Linked DNA regions of Mus musculus: region 2 is linked to region 1. The links are chromatin loops, found by intact Hi-C in ENCODE. Cell type or tissue: gastrocnemius. All regions are shown on one strand. Links, peaks and the distances in the headings refer to the core of each region. The heading gives the core; the rest is flanking DNA. Region 1 overlaps Dmrta2os (a long non-coding RNA gene). Region 2 has its middle 11 kb from the start of Rnf11.

Region 1 (4,389 bases), core at 97-4,096:
TGGCATTGATTTTTAGAAACCCTTGGGCGTCGGAAGTCGGGTCTCTGCCACTGCAGACGGTCATCTGCTAGGCACCCAGAGCCTGCCTCAGGAGGACCCGCGACTGGGACTGGAAAGAAGAGGAGATCAGCAGGACCCCAAAACAGAACCATGGTCCTGCAAGGGTCAGGATGCGCTCCGCCCAAGGAGCCAACTGAGGATCCGACTGGGGGAGATAAGAAGGGGCGTTGAGCCTCAGAATCTAGCAGACAGCTTCCAGAAAGTTCGCCAGGCCTGTTTCAAAGGAGCCTGGACACGAATAATATAGAATAGTAGCCTGGTGCCCGCCACAGGGAAAGTTCTCCAGAGCCGGGAGAAAGGATTTGATAGGGAGTTAAGGGTCTCGAGATCTCCAGGGGCCAGAGGGTAGAATAACTCTGACTATGCCTGAGTGCTGGCCTGTGGGAGGGAGGGGCAGGGAGGCTTCGCGTGCTGCCAGATTCCACGCGAGGCTTCTACTCGCCTGCTTTTAGAGCTTTTGGGGGGAATATTTCAGAAAAAAAATGTGGACCCCCAAACAAAATAACCTAACCAGATCCGCTTAGTTTTCTGGGAAGGGTGGCCTAACTTTTCTCGCACCTGAGGCTTGCGCACTTAGATGTCCTGACACTTAGATGGAGACGACAACGGTTACCGGAACCCCAGCTCTTGCTTTGAGCTGGATCGAACCTGTTTTGTCTTGTCTTGTTTTGTTTCTTCCTTTCCCACAGACAGGGTTGTTTCATAGTGTAACAAGCCCTGCCTAGACTCGCTTTGTAGACCAGGCTGGACTCTGAACACACAGAGATCCGCCTGCCTCTGCCTTTCCAGTGCTGGGATTAAAGTCCTGAGCCACCATGCCGGGCTGAACTTCCTTTTCTTAAAAGGCAGGAGGTATCGCATCCTGCAAAACAGCTCAGGCCAAACCACAGGGTGTACCCCGATCCGGATGCTCTTTCCTCTAGTTGATATCTCCCCGGGTCTGAGTTTCCAAGCTCTCTTTTCCCAAGTCGCCGATGGGGGCATTCACGTGAAGAATTAAGGAAGGAATCAGGAAAAAAAAGGCTTGTTCTGGACTGAGAGAACCATGCCCTTGTCGGCTTCCCAGGCCCTTCCTGATGTTAGCTTCTGCTGATAGGAGCCCTGCCCAAAATGGAGAGGACTGGAAGTGACCCAGCTAAGCCGCTAGCCTTAGGGAGCACATATCCAACAGGAGGACAAGGAAGACCCATCATCATCACCACCACCACCACCACGCACATCCCAACAGAACTCCACCCTTAGGACCTCAGTGCAGGGTCGGACACACCTTTCATGTACACACGGGGGGGGGGGGTGCGCTCACCTCTGACGTTCTCCCACCTAAGGGACCCTTTCAAAAAGTTTAACTCCACAGTGTGCTCTCTTAAGCATGTTCGCCTGTGGACCCAGCCAAACCAGGTCGCGAGTATGCACACTCAGCACTGGGCATATCCTCAGGCAATATTATGCTAGTGCATAGCGCCCCAGACCTTCTCCGCCTGCCGGGACCCGGGCAGAAAAAGCTCAAGACCGAAGCCACTCCAAAGGAAGTGACTGACAGTGAGGACCCAGCTCACACTTTCAGAAGTGTCCTCAGCTCAGAATCATCTGCTGATGAGTCTGCCCGGTGGGTGGGGATGGGGTGTGTGCACCCAGCCAAGAAGTCCTCCACACCCTCACGCTCGATCCACGCCATCTATCACTCACGGCCACTCCACAGCAGAGGCCCAGAGGGAAGGCCCAGGTGGGGGCCCGGGATGATGCGGGGTTGGGGGCCCAAGAGTGAAGATTCTGTACTACCGACTAGGAGAAGGGCTGCGGGTATCAATGGGGGGACCTGGGAAGCATTGACTTTTGCGCTGTTTGCCCGCGGCCTCGGAGCAAGCAGACGCCATCTGTTTGCCGGCTGCGACGCGTCCCGTTTAATTACCCTCCCGGCAGCCTAATAGAGATGATATTAAACTAAATCTTTCTGACATTAAAAGTAATTATCCCCAAACCGGTGGCTCCGGGACGGAGTTGCCCCTCCCGTATAGACCCCTTTCCAAAGCTCTGGATTCCGTTGGTTTGGCTCAAACTCTACACCTGGGAAGGGGCTGGAGGAAGAAGTAGGCGCCTTGGGAGACAGTGTCTCCGAAGGCAGGCATTCCTGACAAGCGTTTTCCCACACCATAGTGGCTCCTGTTCCTGCTTGGACGCAGGCGTGGACGCCAGCACACGAGACATTTTTCTCCAGTCTTTACTGATTAAGCCCTCTAGTCGTGCGTGCCCAGCGCAAATGGTGAGAGGGCAGCCTGGTTCTGTTGAAAGAGCCCTTGGTGGAAGGCCTATGCTAGGGCCAAGAAAAGTCGACACAACTTTGGAGTTTGGAAACAAAACAAGGAACCACACTGCCCACTGTGGCTCTGGGTTTTTGCCCTGTTCTTCCTGTGAGGGCTCCAGCGTCTTGCACTTTCCCTGCAGTGATTTCTGAAGACCCATCTTCCCCCATTCGGTCCTATTATCTCACTTTTCAGGTGAGAAACCGATTCCTAGCTGGAAGGCGGTACAAATTTCAAGAACTGAGCACCATTCCCTGACCACTTCTGCAAAGCTCTGGGTTCCACTTGAGACTTTTCCCCTGCACCCTGGTGCTTCGCTTCTTTGGGGAAAGGGCACTGGGCATCTTATTCTCAAGCAGCAGGTGGAAGGGCCACCTGAGGGGAACAAGGGAAGGCACCACACTGAACAGAGAATAGCAGGGGGGACAACACCAAGCCCCAATCAGTAGCCACAGCTACTGCCCTCCTAGGACAAGCCCTGCAAGGGAGTAGGGGTTGCCCAAGGTTTCAAGACTTTCTATTTTGAAGTGTCTCCCATGTTTGCCACTCAGCTAAACCATAGGTGTGGCCTGTGTTGCTTAGCACACAGTGCTTTTAGGAAGTGCAATGGCCCATTTCAGACCTGAGAGGCCCAAAGCAGTGAGGTAACACCACGCTGATCAGCCTTTACAAAAGAAATCCAGACCCAGTGTCCAGTCGTCCCTTCACCTCAGTTCTGAGTATACTGTGGGACCTAGCGATTACTTTTAGGGTTGATTTCTTTAAATTCAGCAGTTATTCGAGGAAAACGGAGAATCTGGCCACTCTATGTGTTGAGTCTCTAGAATGTGCCCTGCTCTCAGAGGAGTAGAGAGAGATTAATTACTTGTAACATGTTCTTACAGAGTTGACTGATCAACTAGGCACATGGTCACACACCATTGACCTCAGGGCAGAGCAGTAGGTGTGAAGGGGCTTCCTGAAGGGACCCTTGATACGAGCATCAGCTCTCCCAAATGGACTCTGCCAGTGCTTGCTTGTTCTCATAAAGTAAATATCTTACAGACGTTTTAGAAAATGTTGCAGAGTATATTTTGGTGTATATCTTTGTAAACTATTTTTGTGTGCTCATTTACCAATATATGCACCATGTTTACAAATATAAGCATTTTTTTCATAATCTTTATGGATGTATCTTGTTTAGCCAGTTAGTTAAATAGTCTCCATTTTATGCTCTAATAACACTGCTATCATGAGCATCCTTTATGAATGTGACCAATTATTTCCTTAGGATAAATTACTAGAAATAAGATCGAGTGATCAGAGGCTCAAGCTCTCTCTCTCTCTCTCTCTCTCTCTCTCTCTCTCTCAGGCGCTTGATAGCTACCTGTCAAGCAGCCTCCAGGCAAGGTGCTCAACAGATGAGTCTTGGGATCTTTTTAATCTTTGTTAATTCAAGCAAGGAGTATCTCACAGGCATGGCAATTTACATTTTCTTCGTTTTTTTCTTTATTTCTTAGTCATTGTGGTCCATTTAAAAATAACCTGCATTAGTCCTTTAAGGAATTAAGGCTACCTTACTTTGGCTTAGCTCGGTAGCCATGTACACAGCCAAAGCAGCAGTACTCTCCTTTCTGCCATGTCTGCTGCATCTCTCCATTTCGGGCTACAAGCTTTCCTATTACTATCCTGGGGCTTTATACTTTTTTGAGTGTGTAGGCATGCTTGTTAAATTTCTCTTAAAAATGGTGTACATTTATAGTATCTTAAAGGTTTTCCAGTTTTAAACTTCTAAGATAATTATTACCTTATATTATTTTACCCTTAGCTCTTTTCATTATTTCTATAATTAGTTAAGTTGAAATTAGTTTTTATGGAAGGTGTAACTTTTCCCCCAAATTATTGGCCGGTTACCACAGGACTGTTTCATGATCTGCATGTGCCTCCCCCAGCCACACACATCCCGACATCTCAGATGACCTTTCTTGGCTAGGGTCAGGTACTTGTTTCCCCCATCTCCAGTGATCCAATTGTTGCACTTCTGTAATAC
Region 2 (4,389 bases), core at 98-4,097, 490 kb after region 1:
GGTCAGTAGACATGGCAGATGCCAATACCATGCTCCTAATGAGTGAGCACAGATGACAAAGAAAATATCTGTCCAGGAGCTAGAGAGATGGCTCAGTGACTAACAGCACTGTCTGCTCTTCCAGAGGTCCTGAGTTCAGTCCTCAGCAACCACATGGTGGCTCACAACCATCTGTAATATGATCTAATGCCCTCTTCTGGCATGCGGATGTACATGCAGATAGAGCACTCATGTACTGTACATAAAATAAATAAATCTTAAAAAAAAAAAAGAAATATCTGTCCAAAAGAAATATCAGATATCAGAGTGAGCTTCCCAGAGAATTGAGTTTTTTTTTTTTTTTTTTTTTTTTTGAGACAGGGTTTCTCTGTGTAGCCTTGGCTGTCCTGGAACTCACTCTGTAGACCAGGCTGGCCTCGAACTCAGAAATCCACCTGCTTCTGCCTCCCGAGTGCTGGGATTAAAGGCGTGTGCCACCACGTCTGGCTGAGAATTGAGTTTTATCTTTTAAAAAATTATTTATTTTTTGAGATTATAATTGTACTATTTCTCCCTTCCCCTTCCTCCCTAATCTTATCTTTTTCAGTAGAGTTTTCTTTTAAAGACATATTTTTATTTTTGTGTATATTATATGTGGTATGTGTGTACACATGTGTGCATCATATGAGTGCCTGGTCCCTTCAGAGGTCAGAAGAGGCTATTAGAATTCCTGAAACTGGAGTCACAGACAGTTGCTGGGAACCAAACCTATGAGGCAAAACACTCAACTTATGGACTATCTCTCCAGCCCCCTGCTTACTCCTCTCCCTCTTCCCTTCCCTCTCTATTTCTCTCTGGTTTTCAAGATAAGGTTTCTCTGTGTAGCCCTGTCATGGAACTCGCTTTGCAGACCAAGGTGGCCTCAAAGATCAGATAAATCTGCCTCTGTCTCCTGAGTTCCTGAGTGCTGGAATTAAAGGTGTGTACCACCATAGCCTGGCTTCTTCTTCTTCTTCTTCTTCTTCTTCTTCTTCTTCTTCTTCTTCTTCTTCTTCTTCTTCTTCCTCCTCCTCCTCCTCCTCCTCCTCCTCCTTTTCTTCCTCTTCTTCTCTCTAATTTTTAAAAAAGATTTATTTATTTATTTATTTATTTATTTATTTATTATATGTCGGTACACTAGCTGTCTTCAGACACTCCAGAAGAGGGCATCTCGTTACAGATGGTTGTGAGCCACCATGTGGTTGCTGAGATTTGAACTCTGGACCTCTAGAAGAACAGTCAGTGCTCTCATCTCTCCAGTCCTGCTCTCTAATTTTTTTTTTTATTGATTCTGTAAATTTCACATCATGCACCCCAGTCTCACTCATTTCTCATCCCTCCATATCTACCCTCTGCCCTTGTAACCTCCCTTCCAAAAGAAAAGTATTTTAAAAAATGAAGAAGAAAAAAATATCTTGCCATGGAAGCTGCTGCATGCTATGGTGTGCCCACAGTACACCCAAACAGCTTGATCCACCTGCCTATGTCTGGTTTAAGGTCTCTGGCTTCTACTACACTATCAATACTAGATCATTACTGGAACTCTTCTCAGATATCCTGTTGTTTCCCTGTGTCATGGAGATCCTGCAGCTTTGGTTCTGGAGGACCTGCCTCTTCATGTAGCTCCAGCAGTTCATAGACTGGAAAGATGTTGGGGTGGGCCAACTCGAAGCCCTAGATCTGGGCTTGGGTGGTTGCTGAGTTGGTCAGCTCACTAGCTCTCCCATGTTCATGCCCTTAGGGCTAGCTCTCCAGCACCAGCCCAGTGTGGAGTAGAGCAGCTCTCCCAGCCTGCCCAGACTGGATCAGAGCCAGCTCTCCTTAGCCCATGCCCTCAGGGCTGAGCCCACCCAACCAGGGCCAGATCTAACTGTGCTGCCCAGGCAAGGTATGGAAAGTACCACTCATCCCCTCTGACATCAACATGGCCCCAGGAGGCAACCAGACCACGGGCATCTGCATGGCTTTGGTGGTAACATGGGTCACAGACATTGTCATAGACCCTGGCTGCTGCAGGTCCAGCGGGGACCTGGACATGGTCCTTGGCAGCTAGCACAGGCCAGGACCTCATAATGGCCTCAGATGGCAGCACAAGCTACTCATAACAGGCTGTACCTCTCTACTCTCAAGTCTCCTGTTCTGCCTCTCTTGATTGTGCACACATGGTTCTGGTTTTCCCTCCCACCTCAGGGCAGTCTGGGTGTCTTCCACTTGCTGGCTCACAGGCAGAGGCATCTGGGTATGCTCCGCCCCTCTCTTCTCTTTTTAAAATTACATTTGTTTGTTTGCTTGTTTTTGGTGACAGGGTTTTATGACGTAGCCATTGGCCATCCTGGAACTTGCTATGTAGACCAGGTTGGCCTCTAACTCAAGAGATCCACCTGCCTCTCCCTGGCAGGTGCTGGGATTAAACACCCAGCTTTTAGTTACATTTTAACTTGTTTCTTGTGTTAGTATGTGTGGGCACACACATGGCAGGGCACATGTGTGTGAAGGTCTGAGGATGATTTGTAGGTCACCCCCCCTGTCTTGGGGATCAAGCTCAGGTTATCAGGCTAGACAGCAAGGACCTTTTAACTGATGAGCCATCTCACAAGCTCAAACGTTAAAAGAAGAAAAGTCTGGGCGATGGTGGTGCACGCCTTTAATCCCAGAACTAGAAAGGCAGAGACAGATGGATCTCTGAGTTCAAGGCCAGCCTGGTCTACAGAGTGAGTTCCAGGACCTCCATGACTACACAGAGAAACCCTCACTTGAAAAAACAAACACAGAAAGATAACCCCCTCGTTTAGGAGAACTTTCCAAGCATGATCAAAGAGGTGGGGAGAGCATGGTGTGTTTTAGACATTCTGAATTTGGGTTCTCTTAAAGCCTCAACTAACCTTAAACTCCTTACATAACCCAGGATGATGTAAGTCCCTTATCTTCCTGCTTCTAACTCACAAGTTCCCAGGTCCCAACCCAAGACCAAAGCTGTTAATTCTAAGAGTTATGGCCCCAAAGCTTCCTCTCCACGCTCCCTGTTCTGAATAGAATTTACTACATCTATCTGGGGTGTGTGTGTGTGTGTGTGTGTGTGTGTGTGTGTGTGTGTGTGTGTGAGTTGTGTGTCTCAGTCCATTTGTGGAGGTCAGAGAAAAACATGTCCTCCCTTCATTTAACCATGATAATAGGATAAGGAAGACAGCTCACGGACTGTCCTGTGTGTGTGTCCCAATACCAAAAGTATTCTCTTTCAACAATACAAGTAAGACTAGAAAATGGGCTATGTATGGTAAATATCAGTCATATCTTTTCATATGGTTCAGTGAGGACAACATTTTGAATCTGACTCTAGTATTGCTGGAGTAAAGACTTCTGTGGCAACTAAGGGGCTATACTCTTTGCATTGGACCCCAACACACTAGTGATTGGCTTGCCCCATTACCCACAGTAAGACCCCTGGCATATTCTGCAGTGCCTTTGTGGAAATAGAACAGTGTGCACCACAAGGGAAGAGTCTGCCCTCTGGGCAATTTCAGGAACTTGGAAAATAACTTCTGAATTGCAGTCACCTCTTGTTGCCCCAGCCGGGCACCTTTACAACACATATAAACTGTGCAGCTCAATGTGCTGGCCAGGCCTCATCATTACTGCTCCATTAATAAATGCAGAACAGGCAGAGAGGCAATTTTTCCATTTCTTCTTCCCACATCCTGCCTTTCTAATGTGTTTCGTTACTTACTGTTCAAACACTAAGCAATTCATTCTGCATCTTAAGCCTACTTCTCTGAAAGCTTCGAGGACTTCCTATCTCGGAATACAGAGCCCCACTTGGCAGGGACAAGTTTGACAAACACAACATTCTGTCTATACCTTCATTATGCTTTTTAATCATTTTGTCACTGCATGACTCACTTGATACCATAATCCTTGGGGAAGGAGGTCACATCTCTAACATTCTGCTCTCATGTTCCATTCATATGTATTTTAAAACAATGTCTATAGTTCACACAATTGTAGATACAATTGTCAAAGCTGAAGACACAGTTGTGAAGACACGGAAGTGAACAAGTCAAAGCCCTTGCCCAATTAAATTGTAGAGTTGTGGAGCCCAGTGCCGTTGGATACACTCTTACACCTAAGGCCCAGGAACATTCTAGAAGAGTGGTTGGAAAGAGTCAGAGGATCAGAGAATTTGCTGTGAGTCTGTTTCTCCTAGGAATGTCCGAAGAAGCTACACCAATAAAGTCTCACCAACATGACTGCTTAAACCTGAGCTAAACCAGGACAATAGTAAACATGCCAAAGTGGGGTGGTGTGGCGCATGAGGCCTCAACCCTACACAAAGAACTAAACAGGCAACTAAAGAATGCTAACAGTGAGAGAAAT

The links. Peaks named below come from ENCODE experiments on the same cell type or tissue, not always from the same donor. Only the 100,000 strongest peaks of a DNase experiment are listed, where the experiment ranks them.
Region 2: a loop joins it to region 1, with 5 times the contacts of the local background. A loop is called at or near these places in 1 of 42 quality-filtered maps.

Annotation. Positions count from the first base shown.
Region 1 is chr4:109,972,309-109,976,697 of GRCm38, reverse strand. Dmrta2os (a long non-coding RNA gene) reads left to right here. Exons shown (of 4, transcript XR_868017.3): 4 at 1-3,519. Among named protein-coding and RNA genes, the nearest start is that of Dmrta2, 3.5 kb to the left of the region's middle. In gastrocnemius, for the core only: no CTCF peak of the experiment used is centred there; a DNase peak (open chromatin) is centred at 1,858.
Region 2 is chr4:109,485,461-109,489,849 of GRCm38, reverse strand. No RefSeq gene overlaps it. Among named protein-coding and RNA genes, the nearest start is that of Rnf11, 11 kb to the right of the region's middle. In gastrocnemius, for the core only: no CTCF peak of the experiment used is centred there; no DNase peak of the experiment used is centred there.